Regions from separate parts of the Homo sapiens genome. Here region 1 is linked to region 2. Evidence: chromatin contacts called from ENCODE Hi-C or POLR2A ChIA-PET data. All regions are on one chromosome and are shown on one strand. The core of a region is the stretch at or near the end of the contact, and the rest is flanking DNA. Distances in the headings are between cores, read along the strand shown.

Region 1 (7,146 bases), core at 3,844-6,343, 290 kb before region 2:
TCACAGTGCACGCCCTGAGCTACAGCCTCTCCCAAAAGGCATCTTCCCCACAGCCTCAACGCCGAGCAAGGAGCATCAAGGGTTTGTCTCGGTTGTTTTGTTCTTTTTACAAACTATAGATATATACAGTTGAAAACTCAGGATTTCTAGCCAATAACCATAGTTACCACCACCTTACAAATAAAAAGAAAATGCCAGAAACATCTTTAAATGCCTTGTCACACCAACAGCAAAGTGCACAGAGTGAGGAGAACACGAGAGTGCCTTTTCATTTTAAAAATGTTTGGAAATATGTACAACTTTGATACAGTTTCAGGGTGCTCCAGACACCCATGGCCACTTCATGTAAACCACTGACAATTTCTAGAGCACTTTGAGAGACTACAATATGATCGTGATCAAATTTTGTAATTAAACCTAATGAGGGCAACAGACACTTCTCAAATAAGAGATGTGTCAATTACGGCGCTCCCCTACTCTAAGTATTCACAAGGAGACAGATAAACAGTTTCTTTATTCATCCTCCTCCTCCTCCTCCTCCTCTTCTTCCTCCTCCTCTTCTTCATCTTCCTCTTCCACCTTTTTCCGGGCAACTTTAGCAGGACCCTTTGCACCATCAAACTTTCCTTTCGACTTATAGTCAGCAACATCCTAGAGGAACAGGGACACATTTCAAATGAGTATGCGGCTGTTTTAACACAAAGTAGAAACATGCAGTCCTCATCTCAGGTAAGAGGACAGGAATTGAAATCAAGTAAGACAGTGCTGCTATCATATATATCTGAAGTGTTTCCATATATGAATTTGGTTCTTAGCCATTCGAATTTAAAAGTTAGTGGGTGTTCAAGTGTCCTTCAAGTCACATTAGTAGGACTATCAAATCCTCTGTTAACATTTTTTTTTCCTTAAAGAGTAAGGAAAATTTTTCAAGCCTGAAGTTGTCCCCAAAACAAAGACCTGTCAAAAAAAAGCATGAACACCAGCACCCGTAGCTACCTTGCAGGGGGATGGGCCCTTGAGCGCTATGCTAAGTACTCAGCCCAGCAAAGCTGCCACATGCCCTGCAACCTACTGATAGCAGAACCACTGCCTGTTCACCAGTCCAGGCTTCCAGCCCCACCTTACCTTCTCATACTTCTCCTTCAGCTTTGCCGCCTTAGTGATGTAAGGCTGCTTTTCACTGTCATTTAAATTATTCCACATCTCACCCAGCTTTTTTGCCACGTCTCCAATAGAGATGCCGGGGTTTGTGGATTTGATCTTGGGGCGGAATTCTGAACAGAACAGGAAGAATCCAGACCTTGGAAGAATTACATACATTACATGAGAAACCACAAAAAATTTGAGTTAAAGTTGAAATCCCACATTCCTGAGAAGCATCTCCCTCCTACCACTATGACTTCTCCCTAAAGTGAAGTAATCTATGATACCATATACAATGCTACAAAGTTGTAGGTTCTAAAATATATAAGGTTAGAAAAATATGTGGTGCGCGGCTCACGCCTGTAATTCCAGCACTTTGGGAGGCCGAGGCAGGCGGATCACCTGAGGTTGGGAGTTTCAGACCAGCCTGACCAACATGGAGAAACCCCGTCTCTACTAAAAATATAAAAAAAATTAGCCGGGCATGGTGGTGCATGTCTGTAATCCCAGCTACTCAGGAGGCTGAGGCAGGAGAATCACTTGAACCCAGGAGGTGGAGGTTGCAGTGAGCCAAGATCACACCTTGCACTCCAGCCTGGTCAAGAGCGAAACTCCATCTCAAATATGTATGCGTGTGTGTGTGTATGCATATATAAAATATATGCGTATATATACGCGCATATATATATGGTGCTCTGTGTGTGTGTATGCATATATAATACATATGCGTATATATACGCGCATATATATATGGTGCTGTCCCAGTCTTTCAATTACTAGGAAAGGCATAAAGAACATACTTCAAGGACCCTGACAACCAAAACTAGAGTGCCTCCTTCACAATGGAAAGGCCAACAGACAACCACTGTGAATGTGCAAGCACAGCCCACAAACACTTCAGCCTTAACCACAGACAACGCTGGCACTGCATCGTAAAGCCCAAGTACAGAATGGTTTGCAGAGGTATTGCCATCTTTTAAGTATCTTTTAAAAAATATTTCATTTTGAAATGAAATACAGGACGACCAAAAAACCAAATCCTCCAAGCAGAAGAAAAGGTATTAATTGTTATCTTGAATCCTATAGTCACTTACGGTGGCCTTTTGGGAGCATTAGGATCCTTCTTCTTCTTGCCTCCCTTAGCTGGTCCATAATCCTTCATTTCCCGATCATAGCGCACTTTATCTGCCTTTGCCATTTCATCAAATTTAGATTTCTCTTTCCCGGACATCGTCTGCAAAGAACAGGACTCGTTAAATCCCTCGATGCAGTGAACACATACCTATTCAGTTTCTTGTGATTAAACTAGCAGTTGCTAGAACCACTTGCAAAAGGGGGTAGGTAAAGGCCTGAAACCTGTGCAGGGCCTTAAAAAAATAAAAGCACACACACAAAATTCTTAAGACAAGCAAAAATGATTCTAAGTAAAAGTAAAAGAGGAAGCAAGCAGCTATCTGGGAGAAAATCTGAAGGTAAGTAACCCCAAAGTAAGAAACCCAACTAAGACTAGTTTGAAGGGTACCAAAGAAAAATACCTTCCACCTCTCAGAGCACTTCTTGGAAAATTCCGCAAAATTGACAGGGACCTCTGGGTTTTTCTTCTTATGTTCTTCTCTGCATGTCTGCACAAAGAAGGCATAAGCGGACATCTTGCCCTTTGGTTTCTTGGGGTCACCTTTAGCCATCCTGACTGTGATAAAAGAGAAACAAAGAAATACAATGAGGAAAAGCAAGGAGGAATTGACAAGAAGTACAAGACGTACCAAAGGCAGAGCAAAACTAAAACTACACTTGCTGTTAGGAAGTCCCCTTCCCCCAATGCCGGACACCAGTGGCAGAAGGCAGAGTAGGAAAGAAATCAGCTTCATTGTCGCTTGTCATTTAACTTTTGACCAGCACGAAGCGCGCTGGTTTGCGAGTTACTTCTCAAAAGCGATCAAGTGCTCCAAATGGAGCCGACCCAAGTAGGGTACTCAGTGTTACGTTTACAGAACTGCTATGTTTTGGAAACTACAATCACAAAGTGGGAAGGGTAGAGAGAGGACACATTTGGTGGGGGTGATAGAAGCTTGAAATCTATGACTTAAGACTATCTGGTCATCTGCTAACTGTTAACACAATTAAAAACAACAACTCTTACCACTGCTGAACACAAGACCAAAGCAGGAGAACTATACGTAGGGGACATCTGAAATTGTCACTATTGTTGATGTGTTTTGGCTTACTAAAAAAACGGCTTTACAACACGGGAGATCTGGAAAGTGAGCAGGTACCCCCGTACTATTAGTTCAATTCATCACTTCGTCACTATCTAAAGGGGGAGGGTGTATAAAAAGGGCTAGTCGTGCTCATCTGTAACCCAGAATGCAGGTCCAGCCGAGAACACTTTCTCCAAAGTTTCCAAATAAAAATGCAGCTGCGGCATGTCATCGTCCCTGTCCCACCCCCCAGCTTCCCGCCATCTTTTCCTTTTCCCACACCCAAGGTCATCATGTAAAACTAAAGAGCTCCCCTTGGCAGCAGCCGCCCAGGAGGCTGCCCAACAGAGACCCGCAGCGGCGGCCCGGGCGGGGCGGGACCGGGAGCGGGGGAGTCCCGGCCGGCAGCAGGCAGCCCGCCTCGGCCCCCGTGCCGGGTCACCGGGACACCCGTAATTCACCTTCCATTTTGTCAAAAGCCTCCTGATGAAAGAAAGTGCCCCTGAAATCCGCCGCTGTCATCCCCGGGGGACGCGCGGGGCCGGGGGCGGCGGCGGTGGCGGTGCGCGGGGGGTGTGCGGCCGGGCCGGCGGCAGCCGCGGCACTGGTGGCGGCGTCCGCCGCGCCTCGGAGTCCCACTCGCTAAAATGGCTGATCCGCGCGCGGCCGGCGCGGGCGGCGGCGACAGCGGCGAACAAAGCGGCCCGGGCCCCGCCGCCGCCGCCCGCCCGTCGGCCCCCACCCCGCCCCGCCCCGCCCCGCCCGGGCCGCCCGGGGGCTCGGGGGCCCGGGCCGGACCTCCCCGCCCCCCGGCGCGGGGCGCACTCCTCGGGATAACAAAGGCGCCCGTGCAGCCATGACGCTCGGCCGCTCCAGGGCCCGCAGCGGCGCCCCCGGCCCTCCGAGCCGCCCGCCCCGGGCCGCGGGCGCCGGGGCCGAGGCCGGAGCCCGCCGGGCGCCCCGCCGACCGCTCCGCCCGCCTCCCCTGCCCTCGCCGGAGGCCAGCGCCGCGCCAGCCATGTTAGCGGCGGCGGCGGCGCCGGGCGGGCGGGAGGCGAGAGGGGGGCGGCCGGCCCGCGCCCCCCCGGGCCACCGGGCGCTCCGCGACGGCCATGTTAACGCAGAGCCAGCGGCGTAGCCTGCGGGCCCGCGCGGCGCCGGGCCAAGCCCGGGAGCGAAGTTTGCCCGTGCGGCGGCCCCCGGCGGGCACCAGCCGCGCAGCCCCCGGCGGGCACCGGCCGCCCGTTCCCCAGCGGAGTCCGTCGCGGGCCGGGGAACTCCCGGCCCCCTTCCCGCTGCCGCCGCCCAGCGCCCACAGCCCGCAGCCGCCCCTCTGCTCGCCCAGCCGCCGCAGCCGCAGCTGCCCAAACATCTGGCCTCGGGGGCCCTGGGTTCCCGGCTGCGGCCCCTGGGGCCGCCACGGGCGGGCGTCCGCCGAGGGGGCCGACCCCCGAAAGCGGGGAGCTCGGGGAACGCGTTGGAAAAGTTGAAACACCTGAATTGCTTCTTCCTTCCCGGCCGCCTAGCAGGAGGGAAGGCGGAGGGGGCGGGAAGGGAATGGGGAGTAGAGGCAGGGGGAGGCGGCGGCAGGGCGCGCTCACGGCGGCGCGGGCCGGAAAGTTGTGCGGGCGCTGCGGCGGCGGCGGCGGCGGCGGCGGCGGCGGCGGCGGCGGCGGCGGCGGCGGCGGGAGCGGGCGGTGCGAGACGTACCTGTATTGTTCGCTAGTCTGGGCAGCGCAGGGCACGACGCGCGGCTCAGCGCTCCCCAGCCTCGCGCTAGCTGCCTCCACGAGAGCCGCCTGATTGGCCAGCGGGCTCTGCCGTTTAAAACAGCCTCCTCGCCTGGCCATTGGCTGCGGGCCTCATGCATATTAAGCAGGCGTGGACGCCCATTGGGCGCGGCTGCTGGGATCATTCATTCAAACAGAACGACCCGCCGGCGCCGGCTACGGAGGCCAAACAGGGAAAGACCTAGTCTCGCCTGCCCGCCCCGCCCACCTCGCCAGCCCCCTCGGGGAACAGAACTGGGATCGCCAAGGGCTTTGAAGAGGTGGCCCTGCGATTCCCGGAGGCCTCGGCCTCTGGCGTGGGAAGATGAAGTCCAGCCCCGCTGCGCTGCCCTCTGCTCCCACCGCACCGCGGCCTTGGCGCCCCTGGCCTGCAGTCAGCTCCCCTGCCCGGGGAAACACCCCTGGGCCCACCACGAAGGGCCGATGGTAGACCACCTCTACCCGGTTCGGCCGCGGCGCCGCGACAGAAACGCGGCGGCAGCTCGCTCCTCGATGCCTGGCGGAGGGCAGCTGCTTGCTCGCCAAGACCTCGGGATTTAGTCCTCGGATCTCGCTGCCTATCCGAAAGCCACCTGATTCCGCTTCTGCGGATCGTGCTCAACTAGGCTCTTTCCACTAAATGCCAGAAGGTCTTTATTTGCGCCCGAAATTGCGGAACCGACGGGCTAAAAGAGGAAAACAAAATTTGGCAAGAGCAGAGAATTTGTGAGAAATTGTAGTTTTGTGGGCAAAGAATAACACTTTTCTTCTTACCCTCTTCACTGTCTCGGTTCAAGGCCCTCATTCCCTCTGCTCTCCTGACACACCCTAGAGCAAAGAATTAAAGCTTCGGGAATGAATGAGTGAATGAATGAATGAATGGGATTTGACTTGATCTCCACTTTGCCATTGGCTGGTGGTATGGCCTTGAGCTAGTCACTTCTTTGGGGATTCAGGCAATGTTTTTCAAAGTATAGGAGCCGCAGTGTCACTTCTGTAAGGGATGTTCTGAAATTCGTGGGGCCGGTGCCTGGATGACTGGCAGGTGTTGCTGGAATTCAATAAGAGGAAGGAACGGCCGGGGATACTAAATATCCTACATTGCATAGGACAGTCCCACGCAAGGAAGAAATACTCCACTTCAAATGCAAGTATCAGCCCTATTTGGAAAGAAAGTATCTGAGGGCCCTTGCCTGGAAAGAATGAAAGGGTGAGAAAAAGAGCAGTTTAAAGATTGACAGTTGGAGAAAATAATGCAAAGGAAGAGATGTCATGAGTTTGGTTTTTCTTTTCTTTGAAAGGCCAAGAGATCCAGCTATTTATGAGTCCTATATTCAGAAATAAGCCCCACCAGAACATGAATTTTCCAAATGCTGCTTCCAGAAACCGTGGCTGAGTTTGAGGTGTGCAAAGGATCTGGCTTCACAGGGCACCTGCTTCTTCACCCCTACGCCCCCTCTTACCAACTCCTCTGAGCCTCCCAGCCAAGCCTGAGCCCCTGAAGCTGGTGCTGTTGGCTCCCATCATCAAGGTTCCAATCCAGATCAAAAGGCAAAGATAGAGGCCAAGCGCGGTGGCTCATGCCTGTAATTCCAGTACTTTGGGAGGCTGAGGCAGGCGGATCACGAGATCAGGAGTTCAAGACCAGCCTGGCCAATCTGATGAAGCCCCGTCTCTACTAAAAATACAAAAAAATTAGCCAGGTGTGGTGATGCATGCCTGTAGGAGGCTGAGGCAGGAGAATCGCTTTAACCTGGGAGGTGGAGGTTGCAGTGAGCCAAGATCATGCTACTGCACTCCAGCCTGGGCAACAGAGCAAGACTCCGAAAAAAAAAAAAAAAAGGCAGAGATAGTGCTGCTTTTGACAAGAGCAGGCAGGTATTGTGTCACTAACCCAGGTCCCCACTACAGACTCAGGAGTTCAGAGATCTTAAGGCCACCTCATCCATCCCTCTGTCCTGTTAGAACCAGCTTAGTGGTTGCCTGCCTTCTGCTTGCATACCTCCACTCATAGGGAGCTTACCATCTTCCTTCAT
Region 2 (7,205 bases), core at 3,690-6,189:
AACTTACAAATGGTTTTTATTTTTTATTTATTTTTTTTTTTGAGACAGAGTCTTGCTCTGTCACCCAGGCTGGAGTGCAGTGGCGCGATCTCGGCTCACTGCAAACTTTGCCCTTCTGGGTTCAAGCAATTCTCCTGCCTCAGCCTCCCTAGTAGCTAGGATTATTTAGGCGCATGCCACCATGCCTGGCTAATTTTTGTATTTTTAGTAGAGACGGGTTTTCACCATGTTGGCCAGGCTGGTCTTGAACTCCTGACCTCAGGTGATCCACCCGCCTTGGCCTCCCAAAGTGCTGGGATTACAAGCACAAATGGTTTTTATTATATCAGAGCCTCACAACCATGGTGTGATGAGAAGGCAGAACAGGGACTAGCCGACTTGTCTTTGAGGAGAGAAAATCGAGGCACAGAGGTGACATGCCCTGTGAGAAAGTGGCTGTCCTCAACAGGACATGGAACAACCAATAGCGACTGACTCACTGCACTGAAGCCAGCAGCACAGATGCGAGCCAACCGCTTTACATGAAAACACAGCAATGCAAAGAAAATGTCATCTTTCACTCCCACAGAGCTCTGAGGCATCAAAGCATTTTCACACACGTAGCCTTGCCCAGCCTCACAGTGACCCATTTTACAGATGAAAAAATTAAGGTCCAGTTTTGCCCAAGGTCACACGACTGGCAAGTGGTCAGGCTGTACTCACCTGACCTGAAAGACCACATAAGCCAACTAGCGCAGTAAGAGATTTAACAATTGCCCCCAGAGGCCGGGTTCCTCTCACAATTTGGCAAAACACTAAGAAATCAAGCTAGAGGGCTAAAAACACCGACAAAAGTTTACCTTGCAGGTAGCTTTCACTGTAAAGAATGTTTCAGGCCTTTAAAAAAAAAATCATATCACTAATTAAACCCACACTCACATATCTGAAGGACAGAAACACCTGGAATCCCCAGGCAATATGGAAAATGACCCAAATAGTAAAAGAAAGAAAACTGAAGTTCTGTGCTAGTGATCCAAATTGCAGTCTCTGATCAAAACAGACCAGAGGTTATCTGTATGGTTGAAAATACTGAATGAGCAGAAATTCCTATCACATGCCAGGAATCTATATACCACAATTTCGACCTGAGGGGGAGAAGGAGAGAAAAGGGAGAGATTTGTTTCCTTTTTAAAGGTTAAGTCACTTTCATTCCCACGTATATCATACTTTTCTTGTCATAATGCCTTTTTCTGTCAGCACCCACCAGTTGCAAATACAGGAAGAAACTGCAGAAACCCAACTGCTGAGCATGAGTGTGACCTGCTATTACCACCTGCCTGCCCGGCATGCCTTCCCCCTTCTTCTGATAAAGACCTTCCTCTTTACTTTGGGAACTGCCCTTCCCCACAACACAGGCTTCTGTGGGGGAAAGCGGAGAAGAAGGTTGACCCCTTCCTCCACCTGCTCCCACTTGTAGGTGAGTTACCTAGGACCAGCCAATCCCAGACTTTTCCCCTTGGATCCTGAAATACATGGATCTGTATCCAGAGCTGCTGGAGGCCACTCCCCACCCCACCCCACCCCTACCATCTTAAGGAACTCACAGCGATTAAAAAGTGAGGGAAAATAAAAGAGAGAGGGAGAGAGAGATGGGGAGTCCCGACAACACTGTTTGCAATCCTGACCTCAACTGTGCCTGTGGCCATCTCTCCTCCTGTCTGGAGCAGTTCTGTGAGCCAGGGCATCTCATTTGCCTTAAGCTAGATTGAACTGTGGTTTCTGTCACCTGCAACCAGAAGCATCCTGGCCAATGTAGTTACACACAGTGAAGCACAGTGGGTTAGCAGACAGGAGGCCTGGACATGAGTCCTGCTTCTGTCACCAGCTAACTCCATGATCTTTGGCAAGACACATCCTCTTACAGGACCACAGCTTCCTCATTATTAATTACAGTATTCAGAAGAGAAGTGAAGGCCCCATAGTCCCAGGGACATGGCCAAGTCCCACCCATAGAGCCAGGTTCCATTCTAGAGGTCACTCTTCAAAGAAAAGTGTGAATCTGAGCTTGTTGAGCTGACAGAACTGAGAAAGGAGGCCATGATTCCTCCCCCATCCCTTCTCTGTAGTCTGTGCAATTGCCCTCTATACTCCTGGTGTCAATAACTACTTACAGGCTGGAGGCTCCCAGCTCTGTTTCTCCAACCTGGACTCTCCTGATCTCAATGCTGATGTTCCTACAAGACCTGTCCACTAGTCTGGCCCAGAGACCCTGCCAATTCAACCTGTCTAAACCAGCATCAGCCGCTCAGCCCCGCAACCTACTCTGCTCCTGTGTTTCCTAACTCAGGGCGCAGCACAGCCAGTTATCCGGCCCCCACACGCTAGAAAGCTGAGGTTTGCCTTGGAGTCCACCCGGCACTCCCCCCTCACATCTGAATGCTCACCATGTCGGGTCACTCTTACCTGGTAAGCATCTTGAAAATCCACCCAGCCCTATTCCTAGCCCAATTCCCTTTTCCAGACCTCCATCATTCTTCTGTGAACTCCACCTGCCTCATGAATTTAAGCCTCATCTATAAGCCCATGACTCCCCAGTTTGAATCTCCAGCCCAGACAACCCTGAACTCCAGGCTCAGATAGATCAACTATATCTTTGACATCTATTCTGGGACATATAATTGGCATCTCAAAATTGATATGTCCAGAGCGAAGAGCCTGCTATTTTCTAACCCTGCTCCACCTTAGAAAGACTTCTCCATCTCAGCAACACAATTTTCCCACAAGCTAAAATTTTGGAATTCTCCCAGATTCTTCTCTCATACCAACCAACCAATCTTCAGCAAACCCCATTGGCTCTACCCTGCAGGTCTTCAAATTACATGTAGTATCTGACCACTTCTCCCCTCCTCCGCTCCACTCTGGACCACCATCTCACTTGGCTTACTACAATAGCCTCCTACTGACAGTCTCTGCTTCAGCTCCTTCCCCTTTCACTCTATTGTCCACATAGCACCATGGAGAGCCTACTGAAATCTACAACAGATGATGTCACTCCTCTGCACAAAGTCCCCAGTGGCTCCCCATGGCCTCTGAGGCTCTCCACCATCTGGCTCTGTGACTTCTCTAACGTCATCCCTTACTTGTCTCTCCCTAGCTCCCTCCCTGCTAGTGACACCTAGTCTCCTCGCTGATCTAGGAACACTTGGCTCACATTCACCTCAGGGGCTTTGCACAGGCCTCTGACTAGAATACTATCACCCCCAGGTATCTGTATGGCTGGATCCCTCGCCTCTTTGGGGGCATTACTCAAATGTCAGCTTTCTCAGGCTTTCCCTGATCATCAAAATCTCTGAAGGAAACCAGAAGATGAGGCATATTTGGGGGTGACACATTCTGGTCTCCTTTGGCTTCTTAAATGATTCTGATGCATGCCCATCCTGAGTACTTCTGTGTTCGCCTCTACCACCTATCTCATTTATCACATTCGATTTCCACTGTTGGTTGGTTTGTATTCTCCACTAGATGGTAAGTCTAGCAAAATGGTAAGGCAGCAAAAGCCGTGTTGTGCTATTCTCTGAATCGCCCAGACCTCGTGTGTGGTTGAATATTTGCAGATGAGTGAAGTCCTCACCATTTCAAGTGCTGTCTTAGCTGTGACTGGTTTTCAGTGACACTAACCACTTGGGTGATTAATTTATTAAAATATATTGTAATTACACTGAGGTAGAAACAAAAGTGAAGGGAATGTTTCTTGTTTCTGTGCTTTTGGAAACTCCCAAAAGTTTGGCACAATGGGATGACCAAGACAGGCAGGAATGGGCATGTAAAACTGACTGAGCTACATTCCAACAGTGCATGCTGCCTGAGTGCACTCTGGTGTCAGGGAAATGGCCAAGTTGTGGGAAAACTGGATGTTCCGGGTTACACGATAGGCCATCTCTTGTCGTCGGAGGAGGCGGTGGCCCCTCCCAGTTCGACACGGTCACTTTATGTTTCTAACTGATTTCTCTTAGTTCTGCAGCTGCCTCAGAAGCAGTAGGCTTGCTTGTGTGTTCATGAAAACAATAAACTGGTTCCCTCAAAGTGTGAAGAACTGAAAGTAAATGGTTCTGTTTTCTTGCCTCCTGAGCAGTTTGGACGTTTTCCATCTCAGATTTTTGCCTCGATCTGCACCAGCTCCCACGCCCGCGGGGTCCCATCTCCCCGTCCTCACTCCCAACCCCCCATCAAAGACCCTAAGCAGCCACAGCAGAATTGGGGTCTTAAAACCACACGAGGCAAGGTGATGCTAGAAGAGGAGAGCCCGGGTGGGATCTCCCTCCCAAGAGGATTGGTGGCCTGGGCAGGGACAGCCAAGCGATCGCCAAGGGCAGCAGGTGGCGGCGCCGGAAGTGGTTTGACAGCTGCGAAGCCCCTCCCGGGGTTCCAGGAGCTGGGGCTCTCGGGGCGGAAGTGAGCCAGGTGCGCGGCCCGCAGCAGGTCCGAGGGCAGCAGTCCCCGGATGGGGCGCTGAGGTTTCCGGGGGTGGGGGGGAGGAGGGCCCAGAGGGGATGAAGAGGGGCCGCCCACCCCGCCACCGCCAGGCCCTGCGCAGCGCGCGGGGAGGGGGCGGGCTGGCCTCGCGCGGGGCCCTCGGGAGTCGGGGCGCGGGAGGCCGGGGCAGCCCGGGCCCCGCTTACCTGTCCAGGGTCTCCACGCTGGGCTGCCGGGAGCCGGCGGTGGCGCCCCCCGCGGCCCGAGGAGGCCTCCTGCCGCCCGCCGGCCCCGGGTTCGGGCCCCCGCCGCCCTCGCAGCCCGCCGCCGCCGCCGCCGCCGGCCTGTCCATGGCGCGCCGAGTCCTGCCGCCTTGGGGAAGCCGCCGTCGGGACGGGAGCGGCGGCCGGGAAGGTTTCGCTGCTTGCCTCCTGCCGCCCGCTCTATACCGCCCGCCCGCCTCAGGCGGCCGCCGCCATTAGCTGTCACCTGGCGGCCCCGCGTTACCCACAAGGCCGCGCGCGCGGGGGTCGGGGGGCGGGAGCGGGGGCGGGGAGGGCGGCGCGCGGGGCCGGCGCCGGGAACCCCCACCTCGCCCAGCCCCACCTGGGCGCTCGCCCACGGAGCCTTACAGCGGGGATCTGGGACCTCCTGCTCCAGCGACCTGGGTGCGTACAGAGCCACTGGGGTTCGGAATCCCCAAACGGATTATGCGTAGCGTGCTTCACTCTATAGTCACACCGGGTTGACTGCAGAGACGTGGGGTGTAAAAAGAAGTTTGAAGACATTCAAGTATCAAAAATGATTTCCCACCTCAGTTGTCCTTCCCGGAAAAGGTATAGAACAGCTCAAGCTCCCTCGGTCTTGACATCTTGAAGCAGGAGCAATTCCGTGCATTTTAGCAATTCCTCCCCACCCCATTCTTCCCTCCACTCTCCCCCTCCATACGCACCCCGCCGCCCCGCCACAAACCCACCCCCTTGCCATCTGTAGGGCAACCAAGTGTTCTGATGCCGCCCTCGGAGCTTCCGCCCATGGTTTATGTTAAGAGTAACATTTAACTTCTGTTGATTAAAAAATCACTGCTATGAACATCAAGCCAATATCTTGGTGAGGCATTTAGGACATTTGCTTTCTGGGCTAGATTTATTTCCTTGCTCATTTTGTTTGGGTTCGAATATCCAACAGCTCATCCCCTCTCACCTCACCCCTGATTAAGTTGGGAGTGGGTGTGTGGCTCGTGATTAAGCCTCTTTGCCTGTGATTGCTCTGGGTGTAGACAGGAGGCCTGCGACCCAGGTCTGGAAAAGAAGATATAAAGGGAACAATTTGCTCACTGTTAAAAGGCAGATCTGCAGACAGGGAGTTACTCATGCCCATCCCAGACCCATCCTGCCCCACCAGCTTAATAACTTCAAACTGAACTTTGAGGATATGATGCCTGAAGCCCCGACAGCCATCTTACGCACAAGAGGAGGTGAGCCTGGGGTAAGAAGATGACAGAGTGAGGAGGGCTAGGAGGAAGGAAAGGAAGATCCCCAGACAATAATAGCTCCTATCTCACACTGGAGAATCACCGACTGCAGGTTGCTGGCTTTCTAAAATTATTAAATCAAATGGTTAACCCACTGTTATGGACTGAATGTTTTCATCCCCCTGAAGTCCATATGTTGAAGCCCTAATTCCCTGTGTGATGGTATTTGGAGATGGGGTCTTTGAGAGGCAATTAGGTCATGAGGGCCAAGCTCTAGTCTGATGGAACTGGTGCTTTTTAAGAAGGGTCACCAGAGAGCTTGATCTCATGCACTCACATGCACACACTGAGAAAAGGCCGTGTGAGTACACAGCAAGAAGGTGGCCATCTGCAAGCCAGGAACAGAGCCCTTACTAGGTCCCTGCTGGACACTTAATCTTGGACTTTCCAGCCTCCAGAGTTGTGAGAAAATTTCTGTTGTTTAAGCCACCCAGTCTATGGTATTTTGTTTTGGCAGCCTAAGCACACTAAGACACCCACTTTTAGTTGGGTATTTTGTTACAAGTAGCTGCAAGCATCTTAGCTGTGCTGAGAATTGTCAGAAAGAAAACAGTGCAACTTTAAGCATATTTTAAGTACCATATTCTTTAAGAAACATTAGGCCAAAGAGGAATTCACTGTGACACTGTCATACTTCCAATTCAGTTAAGTACACTTAGGATTTAGAGGACAGAGATGAATCTGACATATCCCTGCCTAAGATGTTCACAATCCAGTGAAGGGGACAGACAAATTAACAATGACATTACAAGTTGGCAAGTGCTATAATGGGGACAATTGCACAGGATGTGGAACACCTACCCCAATCCATAGGAGAAGAGGAGGTCAGGAAAACTTCCCCAAAAAGGTGACATAAAACTGAATCTTTAAAGATGAGTAAATCCTTGATGAGGCAAAGGAGTCAAGTTATTCCAGGCAGAAGGCACAGTTATGGGCAAAGGTGTGGATTAGTAGGTATATTAATCTGTTTTGCTTTGCTGTAAAGGAATACCAGAGACCTGGTAATTTATAAAGAAAAGAAGTTTATTTTGGCTCACAGTTCTGCAGACCGTACAAGAAGCATTGTGCTGGCATCTGCTTCTGGTAAGGGCCTCAGCAAGCTTACAATCATGGTGGAAGGCGAAGAGGAAACAGGCATGTCAAATGGTGAGAGAAGGAGCAAGTGAAAGGTGAGGGAGGCACCAGACTCTTTCAAACGACCAGCTCTTGCATGAACTCA

Evidence for each region. Hi-C counts contacts between places; a loop is a spot of excess contacts on that map. ChIA-PET counts read pairs that join two places held with the same protein, here RNA polymerase II (POLR2A). Pooled maps may share reads with other maps.
Region 1: a loop to region 2 is called in a map of OCI-LY7, with 7 times the contacts of the local background. The contact joins the promoter of HMGB3 here to the promoter of MTMR1 in region 2. A Hi-C loop is called at or near these places in 1 of 168 maps with a recorded cell type or tissue (OCI-LY7), 15 of 37 single-sample maps with no recorded cell type and 12 of 50 pooled maps. POLR2A ChIA-PET finds 5 or more read pairs at or near these places in 3 of 52 experiments (HEK293, WTC11 and activated CD4-positive, alpha-beta memory T cell).

Annotation. Positions count from the first base shown.
Region 1 is chrX:150,981,282-150,988,427 of GRCh38, reverse strand. It overlaps HMGB3 (high mobility group box 3), which reads right to left and starts at 5,093. Exons shown (of 5, transcript NM_005342.4): 1 at 5,052-5,093; 2 at 2,679-2,833; 3 at 2,238-2,377; 4 at 1,126-1,300; 5 at 1-651. The coding sequence starts at 2,828. The coding sequence ends at 514. RefSeq lists a silencer at 5,063-5,262 and an enhancer at 5,384-6,079.
Region 2 is chrX:150,691,130-150,698,334 of GRCh38, reverse strand. MTMR1 (myotubularin related protein 1) reads right to left here and starts at 4,939. Exons shown (of 16, transcript NM_001306144.3): 1 at 4,659-4,939. The coding sequence starts at 4,804. RefSeq lists enhancers at 3,396-3,475, 3,496-3,595 and silencers at 4,489-4,628, 4,939-5,008.